Regions from separate parts of the Homo sapiens genome. Here regions 1 and 3 are each linked to region 2. A link is a contact called in ENCODE Hi-C or POLR2A ChIA-PET data. All regions are on one chromosome and are shown on one strand. The core of a region is the stretch at or near the end of the contact, and the rest is flanking DNA. Distances in the headings are between cores, read along the strand shown.

Region 1 (4,370 bases), core at 1,002-3,501, 710 kb before region 2:
ATGTTGTCAAGGCTGGCCATGAACTCCTGGCCTAAAGTGATCCTCCCACCTTGGTTTCCCAAAGTGCTGAGATTATAGGCAATAATAGCCACTGTGCCCAACCTGAATTACTATATTCTTGAAGTTAAACACACCCACAATCTTCAGATGTTTCCTTTGGTTTGTTTTTCAGTTCTTTTATTTTCAGTACCCAATAGATGAAAAGTATCAACCAGAAGTTTATCATAAACTCTGGAAAACTTTGAACAGAGGAAGAGATAACATACCTAGTTTATCCTGTATATGCCAAGGTTATAACCTTTTTAACTTCTTAACTTCTCATACGTGTGTATGTGTGTGTGTGTTACACACACATATGTATGTATATGTATATGAGAGAGAGAACAGCTTTGATGTTTTCATGTGTTATTAATCTATTAGGTTGGTACAAAAGTAATTGCAGTTTTTGCTATTACTTTTAATAATTCCTGTTTGGCTGAATTTTAAGACTAGTGGGGCCAGGTGTGGTGGCTCACACCTGTAATCCCAGCACTTTGGGAAGCCGAGGCAGGTGGATCACCTGAGGTCAGGAGTTCGAGACCAGCCTGATCAACATTGTGAAACCCCATCTCTACTAAAAGTACAAGAATTAGCTGGGTGTGGTGGCAGGTGCCTGTAATCCCAGCTATTCAGGGGTCTGAGGCAGGAGAATCACTTGAACCTGGGAAGCAGAGGTTGCAGTGAGCCGAGATCATGCCATTGTACTTCAGCCTGGGCGACAGAGCGAGTGAGATTCCGTATCAAAAACAAAACAAAACAAAACAAACTAGTGGAAAAAGCTGAATGGAAAACACAATCTATCAAAGTAGCTTGCTTTTTCAGCATAGAGCATGCTCCAGGTGTATGTAGTCTGTGGAGTCACACCTGAGTTTGAATCCCAGCACTACCACTGACTGTGTGAACTTAGGGAAGTGACTTCACCTCTGCGTCTTTGTTTCCTTACCCACTTCCTAGGGTTGCAGTGTCATCATATAAGATCATATATGTAAATGCATGGTACATAGAAACACTCAAAAATGAGAGCTGTTAGTAATAATACCTCAGTTCTGACCTAAAGTATTTGTAGATGTATAGAAGTAACATCTATTCAGCTGCTAGAGCTAGGATATTCTGTGCAAGACCAGTAAGTTGTACAACTAATCTTAACTACATCATGGAATCTTTATATCCAATTTACTTGCTATAGTAGAATATATAAAGCAGACTGCAAAATAAAATAAAACAAAATAAACGCAGACTATCGGGCCATTCTTTACTGTCCATCTCCATGCTTATATCCAGGTTCAGGCACACATTGCCTCATACTAAAACCATCTCAATAGCTTGCTTTCTATTCTGCTGCCGTGTTAGTTTTATCATATAATTTTTTTTTTTTTTTTTTTTGAGACTTAGTCCCTCTCTGTTGCCCAGGCTGGGGTGCAGTGGCACAATCTCGGCTCACTGCAACCTCCGCCTCCCAAGTTCAAGTGATTCTCCTGCCTCAGCCTCCAGAGTAGATGGGATTACAGGCACGCGCCACCACGCCTGGCTAATTTTTGTATCTTTAGTAGATACGGGGTTTCACCATGTTGGCCAGGCTGGTCTCGAACTCCTGACCTCAAGCGATCCGTCCGCCTCGGCCTCCTAAAGTGCTGAGATTACAGGCGTGAGCCACCGCGCCCAGCCTTATCATAGAATCTTAGCATCAGAAAAGGGCTTAGAAGTCACCTGGTCCAAATTGCTGCTGTAGAATTGTGGATCGGCTAAGCACACCGTCTGGCATGAGAGAGACTCCTCCGGCTGAAACCCTCACTTCCCCAATTACCCTCTGGGCTTCTCACCACCGGCCCCATCCCCTCGCCCTACCACCCCGTTCTAGCTCCACCAACAGCTTGTTGGCTCAGTGGTGGTGGAGTAAGGAGTAAAGAGGAAAAGTCTCCCCAGTGCTCAGTGAGGGCTTGGATCTTCTCCATGCTGGTCCCCAAGTCCGAGGCCGCCCGGAGAGGAGGGCCTAGGAGGAAGAGGGGCGGCCCCCAGGCGCGGGCGGCGGTACCTGAGCTCCTCCACCAGCCCGCACAGCTGGATAACAGGCAGCTCCAGCTCCGACCCTTCATGGGAGTCGGAGAGGACGCTCTCGGACTCATCATCAGTCATCACTCTGCCGAAGCGGCCCCTGCCAATGCCGTGTGCCCAGGAGCTCCGGGTGCCGGCGGCCACGCGTCACTCCGGCTGCGACGCGGTGGCGCGTTGCCCGGGCGACCGGACGCGAGGAAAGGGGTGGGGCTTCCGGTGGCCCCTCCCCGCGCTGCCCCGCCTGTCTCCGTGCGGACCCAGCCAGGTTGCTGGCTTTGAGCGCACACCTAAGCGCGTTCAGTTTCACTTCTTTAACAATAACTCTTAAATTGATAGTAATAATAGCAGCTGCTGTTTCTCAGCCCTTACTGTGTCCTTGGCAGCGTGTTAAGCATAGTTTATGAAAACCTTCGCCACAACCTTGTAATGGTATCTATCAATCTCTCCATTCTCCCAATAAGGAAACTGGGGCCTAGAAAATTAACACGATTTATCATAGTGTCCTTCTTCCCCTGTCCCACTGGGAGGCCCCTGCTCTGTTCACCACCTGGTGCTTCCTACATGCTAACAGCAGCTCCTCTCAGATATTAACATCCTGCATTTCTGGAAGGAAAAAAACGTGGCTGATAAAAATGGGTATACATTCAAGAGACATCCCTAAATAGTTACTGAATATCTACTGTGTCCTTAGTATCCTAGGGGGAATGTCTGGAAAAGACCATTCTGATCTTCAAGGAGCTTCCAATTAAATGAGTGAAACAGCCTCTAAACAAGCCGCTGGAACCTGGGGTGATGACAGCAACATCATGCGTCACACTGTGCATCGTAGTCATCTCCTTAAATCCTCAAAACAATCTGGTACAGTTGGTATTATTGCCGTCATCTTACAGATCAGAAAACCAAGGAATGGAGTAGCTTAGGTTCCATTCCACTCAAGAATGGAATCAAGCTCCGGTGGAACCCAAAGTCCATGCTGTTAACTTCTACGCTGATGTGGGACATGGTAAGGATCAGGGAGGCAACACAGGAGCTCTCTCTCTGCTCCCCATGGGGATGAAAGAGGACAGAGGGCAGGACGGGGAGACTTCTCCTAGGGAGGGTGAACTCTGGATGTGCTTAGAAAGCAAGCTGTGATGAAGTGCTTGGGGAGCGGGTCAGCCCCCTTCCCCTGCAAGGGGCATGCATTAGCATTGACAGGCACTCCCTGGATCTGAGGGAGGGTTTTTGTTTTGCTGCTCAGGGTGCACAAGGTTGGGGCCAGAATAGAATCACTGGAGATGACAGCAGAGAGCTGGAGCCCTACCACCTTCTCTCTGGTGGTAGGCCTCTTTAGGTTCTAGGGACAATGCAGACCACATTTAGCAATACTTAATATGTCCATATACAAGGTGACACAAATGGATGCTATCCCCAGGTGACATAAATAGATGCCAGCTCCAAGTGAACCCAGAGCAAGAATGGGCTCTGTAGCAATTCGAGGCTATGATGCAAACAGCCCTGCCAACTGGGCTGTGTGATACAACAGACTCTATGGCATTGGGGGTGTCAGTGGTGAAAAAAGATGCAGCAGGAATCTTAAAGCAAGACCCAGCAGGAGAATCACAATAAAGGACCCAGGATTCTGAAACAAGACCATACAATCCACAGCAGAGAATTACGTGTCTTTTGAGAAATAACTCCTGGCCTGTTACTATACCCTGGTAGAGACAGAACGCTGGATATATGGGGTACCAAGTGACCATGCATCCAGTCCTGCCCTCTACCAGCTGAGTTATTAAGCAGGACAGGCCCAGCCTCAGTCCATTGCAAATGGAAATGGTTAATCCAGCATTGGGCTCCAGCAGGACCAGAAAGCATGAGTAAGCTGCATGAGCAGGTAGCCCAGACCAACATGGCACCCACCACATTTGCACCAGGATCCCTCCCCCAGCTCAAATTTATCACTATATTTGCAGGGGCTTGGGGAGTTCATGACCACCTGGAAGAGAAGGCAAAGGCTTGAGCTCAGTTTACAGATGGGCTGGCTTGGAAGCCAAAAATGGACAGTGGCTGCATTACAACCACTTCACGAAAGGTAGTGAAAGACAGTAGAGAGGGAAAGCTTCCCAACTGGCAGAGTTGTGAGTGGTGGTGTGGCTGGTCATCTATTTTGTGTGGAGAGAGAAATGGCCCCAGGGGACACATCTAATTGGAAACTCTGTTCTTTTTTTTTTTTGGAAGGGAGAGTTTATTTTTACTTTTTTGAGACAGGATCACACTCTGCTGCCCAGGCTGGAGTG
Region 2 (4,280 bases), core at 34-2,533:
GCTGGTGAACAGACGCTTTCAACATTCAGCCACGCATAACAAATACAAAGCAAATGAATCGACAAGTGAAACTGCCAGTCTTGCAACGTATGGGATTTCATGAAGTTGGTGGAAGCAAAGCAGGAGAAATGGAACAGCCGCTGCCCACAGAGAAAGGGAACGTCTGCAAGGGAAGTGACCCAGACCCGAAAAAAGGCACTGGACTATCAAAGGATTCAGAGTGATCCTTGAGTTTGAGGAAGCTCTCAAATATTTTTGCAAAAATGAATCTCTTACTGCAAAAACCAGTTCAGAAGGGAAGGATGCTACATACTCAACTATTACAAGAAAAAGCAAGACTTCCAGTGTTAACATCTGATTCATTCTTGGTTCATTTTAAGGCGTGCGTGGTTGCAATCATAATCTAAACTCCGTTAATCACGGGGTAAAACTAATTTATCTTCGTAATATTTAGCTTCTTTTTCTAGGTAAAATCCCAATCAGGCCAGGTTTTCCCCACCATCTTGGTGAATTGTTGGTCTTCTTTTAAATAGATTCACCTCGGGGGCCTTCCAGGGTACAGGATGTAGTGGGGAGTCCTCCAGACGCCTGTCCCGGCTTTCCAGTCAAGACCACAAACATCCTACCCCCAATAGAGAGAAAGCCCCAAAACAGCTGGGCGTCCCCGAAGGCGAAGTACCGTAATTCCCCAGGGCCTGCCAACCACCATCGCAATGCAGAGAAAAGTCTCCGCCCGCCGGGCCGAGTGCTCCCCGCGCCCCCCACCTCTTAACAAGCGCAAGGTTGCTTTCGTCAACCCTTCTGTTGTACAGAAAGAGAAACTGAGGCCCGATGGGCACAGACTTGTTGGCCCACTTCCACTCGGTGGCAGAGCTGGCCCAGGGAAAAATGCAGGTAACAACAGTGAAGACTTGGTAAGCTCGCTCCACGTGCCGAGCTGGGACCCGCGGTGGCCGTTTCTGCTGGGGGCGCCTAGTACGTAGTTGGCGCTGAGGAAACCTGAACCAAGAAAGCCGAGCCCCCCCGCAACTCTCGGCCCCTCACGGGGGTGGGGCCTCCGTTGGGGTACGGCCCGCTCTGCAGCAGAGCCCACCGCCCCGGCCCGCACCCCTCGCCCCGAAGTTAGGCTGGAGCCCCCACCCCAGCAGCTCGGTGGGCCGGGGTCACAGCGGGGCCGCAGCCTGCGACCGCTTCGGGGGCCCCGCCGCTCCCCCTGCTTCCCCTCCCCCCGGGAGGGAGGAGGAGACTCCGCGGCCCTCCCTCGGCCCCTCCGGCGGCGGTCGCAGCTGCACGGTGCCCGCTCTACCCCGCCGCAGCGGCTGGGACGTACGGAGCCCGCAAGTCCCGGCCCGAGGTGAGCGGGGGCGGCAGGCCGGGGGGCGGCAGGCCAAGGCGGCCCGGGAACTTGCTCCAGGCCGCGCGCCTTCCGCGGGAAGGAAGGGGTTAAGTTGTGGGGCGTGCTGGAGGAGCAGACACAGTCGGGGCGCCCGCGGCAACCCCCGAACTCAGAGCAGAACTTTCTAGACGCCTCCCCGGCCTCCCTCAGCCCCCGGAACCCCAGGTCTCCGGTGGGGAGGGGCCGCGGGGTGATGGGGGAGGGGAGGCGCCTCCGGAATGCCGCGGCCCGGGCCGGACGGGAGGGGGCGGCGGGCGGGGACGGAATTTGGGACTCTCCCGGGGGACCCAACGTGGTCGCCATGGCGAATGCGGGATGGACGGGCGGCGCTGGCCAATCAGAGCACGGCGCCCTGCCCAGAGCCGCGGCGACTGCCAATGGGGGCCATGCGGTGGGGTGGGCGGGACCGCGCGGCGCGGGCCGGGAACCCCCTCCACCCTCCGCCCGTCGCTAGGTGGAGCGGGGCGGTTCGCAGGGCCAGCGGCTTGGGAGGGGTCGACTAAGTGAGGACTAAGGCGACGCAGGGCTGGGGCTTCAGTTTCAGTACCTTAGGTGGGGGTGGTGTCCACCTTCCCACCCCCGCTCTCCCAGGGCTCTTGTGGGGGTTGGATTGGTTTGGGTTCGGGAGGTCTGCCCACCTGTTAGAGCGTTCAGGAATCTTTTTAGTGCCTCTCCCCATCCTGTAGGTAAGGAAACTGAGGCCCAGAGAGGGCAGGGACTTGCAGATATCACACAGCATATCAGTGATGGAGCTGGGACTAGCGGGATGTCTGCTGTACAAGAGTGAAGAGTTCACGGTGTTGCCGAGAGGGGTGGGGCTGGGGTCGGGGTGGGGCTGGGTCCCCATGAAGGTTCACCCCACCATTCCAGCTGTGCGTATCCACTTGGCCTGGTGCCTGCAGACCCCATCGTGTAGGTGCTCTCGGGGGCATTGTGCCCCTCAGGTGGCTAAGATCCAGAAGAGGAGGCATCCCATCACCAGCTCCCTACTCTGGCCTTGCTGCTGGTCCGCGGTGTGGACACAGACACGTAGCTGTCCCTCTGGGCCTCAGTTGGTCCATATGTAAAGAAAGGAGTTCAAATCAATGATCCAGGCTGTCTCTGTGGCTCCTCAGTCTAAGATGGGGCTACCTGGGAATAGGCCAGGGGTGCCTACCCCTGGGCTTAGGTCCAGCCTGGAGGCCTAGCCGCCATCCCTTCCTTTCCCGCCAGCCAGCTCCCCCCAGAGGTCCTGCAGCTGGATCCTGGGCAGCAGGTCACAGGGACAGGTGCCCGCAGTCTGTGGGCTGACCAGCCTTGGGCCCTGCACTTATTCAATCAGGCTGTCCTCTGTGGTTTCCCACTGGGCTCTGCTTTCTGTCCACAGCCAGGCCTGTGGCCATGGGCTTGTCCCAGGGCCCTACCTGAAAGGCTCTGGGAGGATCTACAGGGTTTCAGAGCCGGGGAAGGGGTTGGGGCACTGGGCTCCCCATCCCTTCAGCTGGCCCCTGTCCAGGCCTTGGCATTGCTCATTCCTCTCACTGATATGGAGAGACCCATCCAAACATGCTGAGGACAAAACACAACGCTGTTCCCAGTGGGTCAATTAGGCTTCCCCAGGTAAAAGGTGGGACAGCCGACTTGGCCGTGAGATGACCTCTTATTCCAACCCTGGCCAGACAGGCTCAGATACCTACCTGTCTCAGAGCCTGGCCACCGACTGACTCCTGATCTTTAGGATGACTCAACCTTCCCAAACTCTGCATGGTCACAAGGGTACCCCTAAGAGTGGTACCACCTTCTTAGGGGTACCTTCCATCCATCACGCATCTGCTGTATGCTGGGCCCTGTGCTGATGCCCTCGCTCGTGGACTTCAAAGTAAGGCCTTTGCTGTAGAACACGGAGGTGCCTGGTGCTTTGGGAGCATACTCTGTGCAGAGAGGTTAGAGAAGGCTTCCTAGGGGAGGGGACACTGGAGGTGGGTTTTGAAGGATGTGTAGGAGTTTGCTGATGAAGGAAGGAGAGATATTCCAGACAAGTCCACAAGCAACAGGAACCACTGGGTCACTTTCTGTGGGCAGGGCTGATGAGGGCCTAGCCTGCAGCAAGTGTCAGCTCAAAATATTCTTGTTTCTGTCCTGGAGTGAGCTACCAGTGAGCACAGCTGTGGGGCTGGGGTTCAGGAGCCCTGATGGAAGCTCTAAGTGGCACAAGTGTCCCATCTGGATGAGGGAAGCCTGTACTGCCAGAAGAGAGATGGCAGCTTGCCAGGCTTGGCTGTGGGAGGTTGTAGGGCTGTGGTCCCCAGGTGGGGGTGGGGTTGGGGAGATCAAGGCATTTCCTGGAGTTGGTGGCAGCTGAACTTGAAGATGGGTGGGGGTTTTGGAGTCTGGGACATGGGCATTTGGAATACAAACCCAGAGACTTAAAGCAGTAATAGACCTGTCTGGCTGTTGGGAGGCAGGACAACGAAGGGTGGGGTAGGAAAGGCTCCCCGGGGCCTGTGGTGGCCGGTCCCACCGTGACCTGCCCCTTGGTGGGGCAGTATGCCAAGGGAACAGGAGGCCACGCCCCACGCACATAGACACCCCATGGCAAGAGGGCATTGAGCCTGGTGGAAGGGGCGGGCAGGGCAGCTGGGGCATCTCCACGACTGTAAGCCATGCTCTGCGCTGCTGCTGCCCCTCAGTGAGTGTGTGCGTTACCAGGGCTGTGTGTGAGTGTGCACGTTACTGGGGCTGCGTGTGAGTCTGTGCATTACCGGGGCTGTATGTGTGTGTGTGCACGTTACTGGGGCTGTGTGTGAGTGCAGGTCCCTCGGGCCATGTGTGAGTGTGAGTGTTACTGGGGCTGTGTGTGAGTGCGGGTCCCTGGGGCCATGTGTGAGTGTGCGCGTTACTGGGG
Region 3 (4,264 bases), core at 629-3,128, 520 kb after region 2:
ATCTGCCTGCCTCAGCCTCTTTAAGTGCTTCTTTTCTTTTCTTTCTTTTTTTTTTTTTTTTTTTTTTTGAGATGGAGTTTCATTCTTGTTGCCCAGGCTGGAGTGCAATGGCATGATCTCGGCTCACCACAACCTCCACCTTCTGGTTCAAGCAATTCTCTTGCCTCAGCCTCCCAAGTAGTGGGATTACAGGCATGTGCCACTACACCCGGCTAATTTTGTATTTTTAGTAGAGAAGGGGTTTCTCCATGTTGGTCAGGCTGGTCTTGAACTCCCGACTTCAGGTGATCTGCCCGCCTCGGCCTCCCAAAGTGCTGGGATTATAGGCATGAGCCACTGTGCCCAGCCTCTTTCCTTTATTTATTTATTTATTTATTTATTTATTTATTTATTTATTTATTTTTTTAAGAGACAGGGTCTTTCTATGTTGCCCAGGCTGGATTCAAACTCCTAGGTTCATGTGATCCTTTTGCCTTAGCCTCCTGAGTAGCTGGGACTGCAGGCATGGGTCACCACAGCCAGCTAAATGATATTTTAAAAAACATTATCACACTGTAACAGGAGAAATAAAGAGAGGCTTTAGCAAATTGAGATAAAAACTTGCCGTGGACTGAATGTTTGTGTCCCACCTCCCCCACCAATTCACCTGGTGAAGCCTAAATACCCAGTGTGATGGTATTTGGAAGTGGGACCTTTGCGAAGTGATTAGGTCAAGAGGGTGGACCCCTTATGATGGGATTACTGCCCTCACAAGAAGAGGCTGGAGGCCGGGTGCGGTGGTTCACGCCTGTAATCCCAGCACTTTGGGAGGCCAAGGTAGGTAGATCACTTGAGGTCAGGAGTCTAAAACCAGTCTGGCCAACATGATGAAACCCCATCTCTAATAAAAACATAAAAATTAGTCAGGCATGGTGGCAGGCACCTGTAGTCCCAGCTACTCAGGAGGCTGAGGCAGGAGAATCACTTGAAGCCAGGAGGCAGAGGTTGCATTGAGCCAAGATCATGCCACCGCACTCCAGTCTGGGCAACAGAGCAAGACTCCATCTCAAACAAACAAAAAAAAAAAGGAAAAAGGAAGAGGCTGGAGAGCGCTTGCCCTTTCTTTTTGCTCTCTGCCCTGTGAGGACACAATGAGAAGGTGCCGTCTGCAAACCAGGAAGCGCATCCTCTCCAGACACCAGGCCTGCTGGCTCCCTGATTGGGGACTTCCCGGCTTTCAGAACGTGAGAAACAAGTTTCTGTTGTTTAAGCCACCCAGTCTACAGTGTTTCATTATAACAGCCCAAACTGACTAAGACATACTTGCCTTCGACCACAGAAAGTGAAAGAAAATAAAACCCACTCTAAGTTAACAGGCAGATAAAAAACAACAGCACTTTATGTACAACAGGATACTTTAACAGAACTTGGTAAAATTATATTAGCAGTCATTTAGAGAAAAGAGGCAGTATTTATATGCCTTAAATATTTCATAATAAAACCGCTGAAGTTACTTTTAAGTCTAATCTTAAGTTAGAATTAGATATAAAGAAACGAATAAAGGCAATTCTATCAAAAGGCTATTTGTTGGGAGGATCAGACAATAGCAAAAAAGCTTCCAAACATAATAAAATATATAACAAGGTGACCATCATTCAAACTTTAAGATTCTTGGATTAAAAATGGAAAAAAATTGGCCAAAGGGATGGAATAGAGTCCAAGTGAGCCTCACACTCATTTAAAATACACTATTTAATCCATGATATTGAAAGAAAAAAGGGGGGAAATAAGTGGTGTTAAAATACATAGCAATATGCTGTCTCTTTCCTGCCACCATGAAGAAGGTCTTTACTTCCCCTTTGCCTTCCATCATGATGATGTTTCCCAAGGCCTCCCTCGCCATGTGGAACTGGTGTTTTGAAGCCTGTGGACCTTAATGGTGTCATCAAACTTTTTGAAGAGACTGCTAAAGAAGGCTTAGAAGAAAAGCAACTTAAATCTGTCAAGAAACTGGTACAGTGTTATCAGAATGAACTTCCCTTAAGGGATTTAGTACAGACATTTGAAATTCTGAATCTGTGTGCAGTAAAAATTGAAAACCAGCCGCATTTTGTAGAATCTGCATATGATATCATAAAATAGTGTGGCTTGCCATTTTTGAAAAAGAAAGTATCGGATGAAATAACTTATGCTGGAGATACTGCTAGTTCAGTTGCGCTTCTGGGTGACTTAATGAAAATACCAAGTTCTGAATTGAGGATAAAAAATTGTAAACGTATTGTTGACTTTTATCAGGCACAACCACCAAAGGAGCATATTCCAGGTTACCAGCAAGTGAGTTCATCATACAAGATTCAAATGGCTGAAGTTGGAGGATTGGCAAAAACAATGGCCCAGTTAATGACCTTGCTTGAAAATCAACTTGTTGAGAAACTTTGGGTACTTAAAATTCTGCAGCATCTCTCGACTTCTGAAGTTAATTGTACTGTAATGATGAAAGCACAAGCAGCCAATGGAATCTGTGCTCACCTCAATGACTCAGATTTCTCTGGACAGCTTTTATTTCCTTCATCAGAAACACTTTGGAACTTATCAGAAAAAATCTTCAAAATAAGAAATTGTTCAACAGCTTAGTAACTTGGAATGTTTACTGACTTTGAAGGAAGTATTTTAAAATCTATGAGAGGTTTTAGTCATTATGACCGTCAGCTTAGAAATGACATATTAGTGATCACTACAGTTATAGCTCAAAATCCTGGAGTGCCAAAGATTGAATGTGGCTTTACCAAGGATTTGATACTGTTCGCAACCTTTAATGAAGTTAGAAGTCAATCCCTTTGGTAAAGGACTTAAATTTTCTAAATCCTATGAAGATTTTGAGTTGAATAAATTACTATTCACTATAATTGTGATCTTATGTAAAGATTTAAATACTATACAGGTAAAGAGTAATCAAGGCAAGAAAATTAACAAAAATTGTATCACTTTGTAGTATAAAAATATACATATGGCAATATGAGTGTTTTAAATTTAAAGAATTATTTTTAACTAAGCAATTAAATTAAAAATTTCTGCATGGAAATGAAAAACACAGCCACATAGCATTTCACACCCACATAGAATGGCTGTAATGAAAAAGACACATGTTGATGAGGATGTAAAGAAACAGGACACCGTATATATTGCCGGTGGGAATGTAAAATGGTCCAGCCACTCTGAAAAACAGTTTGGCAGTTTTGGCAGTTCCTTAGAACAGCAGTCCCCAGACTTTTTGGCCTAGGGACTGATTTCATGAGAGATCATTTTTTCCCCGGACGGGGGTTGGGGTTGGGGGATGGATTCGGGATGATTCAAGCTCATTACATTTATCATTAGATTCTCATCAGAAACTCGCAACCTAGATCCCTCACATGCGCATTTCACAACTGGGTTTGTGCTCCTATGAGAATCTAATGGCACCGCTGATCCGACAGGAGGCAGAGCTCAGGCAGTAATACTCGCCCGATGGCCGCTCACCACCTGCTGTGCGGCCCAGTTCCTAACAGGCCATGAACCGACACTGATCTGTAGCCTGGGGGTTGGGGACCCCTGCCTTAGAATGTAAAACAATAGAATTACCATCTAATCCAGCAATTCCACGCCTAGGTCTATTCCAAGAGAAATGAAAATATACATCTACACAAAAACTTGTATATGAATGTTTGTACCAGCATTATCCATAACAGTCAAAAAGTGAAATCAACCCAAATACCCAAAAGCTCATGAATGGAGAAACAAACTGTGACATATCTATACAATGGAATATTATTCAACATAAAAAGGAACCAAGTTTATGCCATGTGAAAAAAGATCACTAAAGATCACGTATTGTATGATTCTATTTATGTAAAACATCCAGAAAAGGCAAATCTATTGAAACAGCAAGTAGATTACTGGTTGCCTGGGCCTGGGAGCAGAAATAGGAATGATTCTAAATGGGTTTGAGGAATATTATGGCAGTAATGAAAATGTCCCAAAACCAGATTGTGGTGATGGTCACATAACTCAGTAAATTTACCAGAAATCACTGAATCCTACACCTAAAATGGATAGATTTTACGGTATGTAAATTACACCTCAATGAAGTTGTTAAAAATAATGCAGTAGAAATTAACATATTATAATAATGTATTCTTTATTGCCTTTTTTTTCTGTATAGTAAAAATGGCAACAAACAAAACGAAAGCAACAAACTGGGAAGTGTTTGTACCATCTATGATGGTAGTCTAATTTTCTTTTCTTTTTT

What was found. A loop is a pair of places that touch in the nucleus more often than their neighbours do. ChIA-PET counts read pairs that join two places held with the same protein, here RNA polymerase II (POLR2A). Pooled maps may share reads with other maps.
Region 1: a loop to region 2 is called in a map with no recorded cell type, with 7 times the contacts of the local background. The contact joins the promoter of CFAP263 here to the promoter of CCDC102A in region 2. A Hi-C loop is called at or near these places in 1 of 168 maps with a recorded cell type or tissue (B cell), 14 of 37 single-sample maps with no recorded cell type and 8 of 50 pooled maps. POLR2A ChIA-PET finds 5 or more read pairs at or near these places in 1 of 52 experiments (GM10248).
Region 3: a loop to region 2 is called in a pooled map, with 5 times the contacts of the local background. The contact joins the enhancer-like site here to the promoter of CCDC102A in region 2. A Hi-C loop is called at or near these places in 2 of 37 single-sample maps with no recorded cell type and 9 of 50 pooled maps. POLR2A ChIA-PET finds 5 or more read pairs at or near these places in 1 of 52 experiments (GM12878).

Annotation. Positions count from the first base shown.
Region 1 is chr16:58,247,817-58,252,186 of GRCh38, reverse strand. CFAP263 (cilia and flagella associated protein 263) reads right to left here and starts at 2,251. Exons shown (of 9, transcript NM_014157.4): 1 at 2,072-2,251. The coding sequence starts at 2,172. LOC105371293 (a long non-coding RNA gene) reads left to right here and starts at 2,328. Exons shown (of 4, transcript XR_933630.2): 1 at 2,328-2,520; 2 at 2,783-3,094. RefSeq lists a silencer at 1,941-2,420.
Region 2 is chr16:57,533,574-57,537,853 of GRCh38, reverse strand. CCDC102A (coiled-coil domain containing 102A) reads left to right here and starts at 1,283. Exons shown (of 9, transcript NM_033212.4): 1 at 1,283-1,354. It also overlaps a transcript of ADGRG5 not described here. RefSeq lists a silencer at 1,041-1,990 and an enhancer at 4,276-4,280.
Region 3 is chr16:57,011,730-57,015,993 of GRCh38, reverse strand. All of the region lies in intron 1 of NLRC5 (NLR family CARD domain containing 5), which reads right to left. It also overlaps the pseudogene CFAP69P1. Among named protein-coding and RNA genes, the nearest start is that of NLRC5, 24 kb to the right of the region's middle. RefSeq lists enhancers at 956-1,005, 1,136-1,295, 1,336-1,385, 4,174-4,223. Within about 2 kb of position 1,878, at least 16 of the 41 ENCODE cell types and tissues checked have a DNase peak (open chromatin) inside an H3K27ac peak, as active enhancers do; they include GM12878, where a contact is called at or near this core.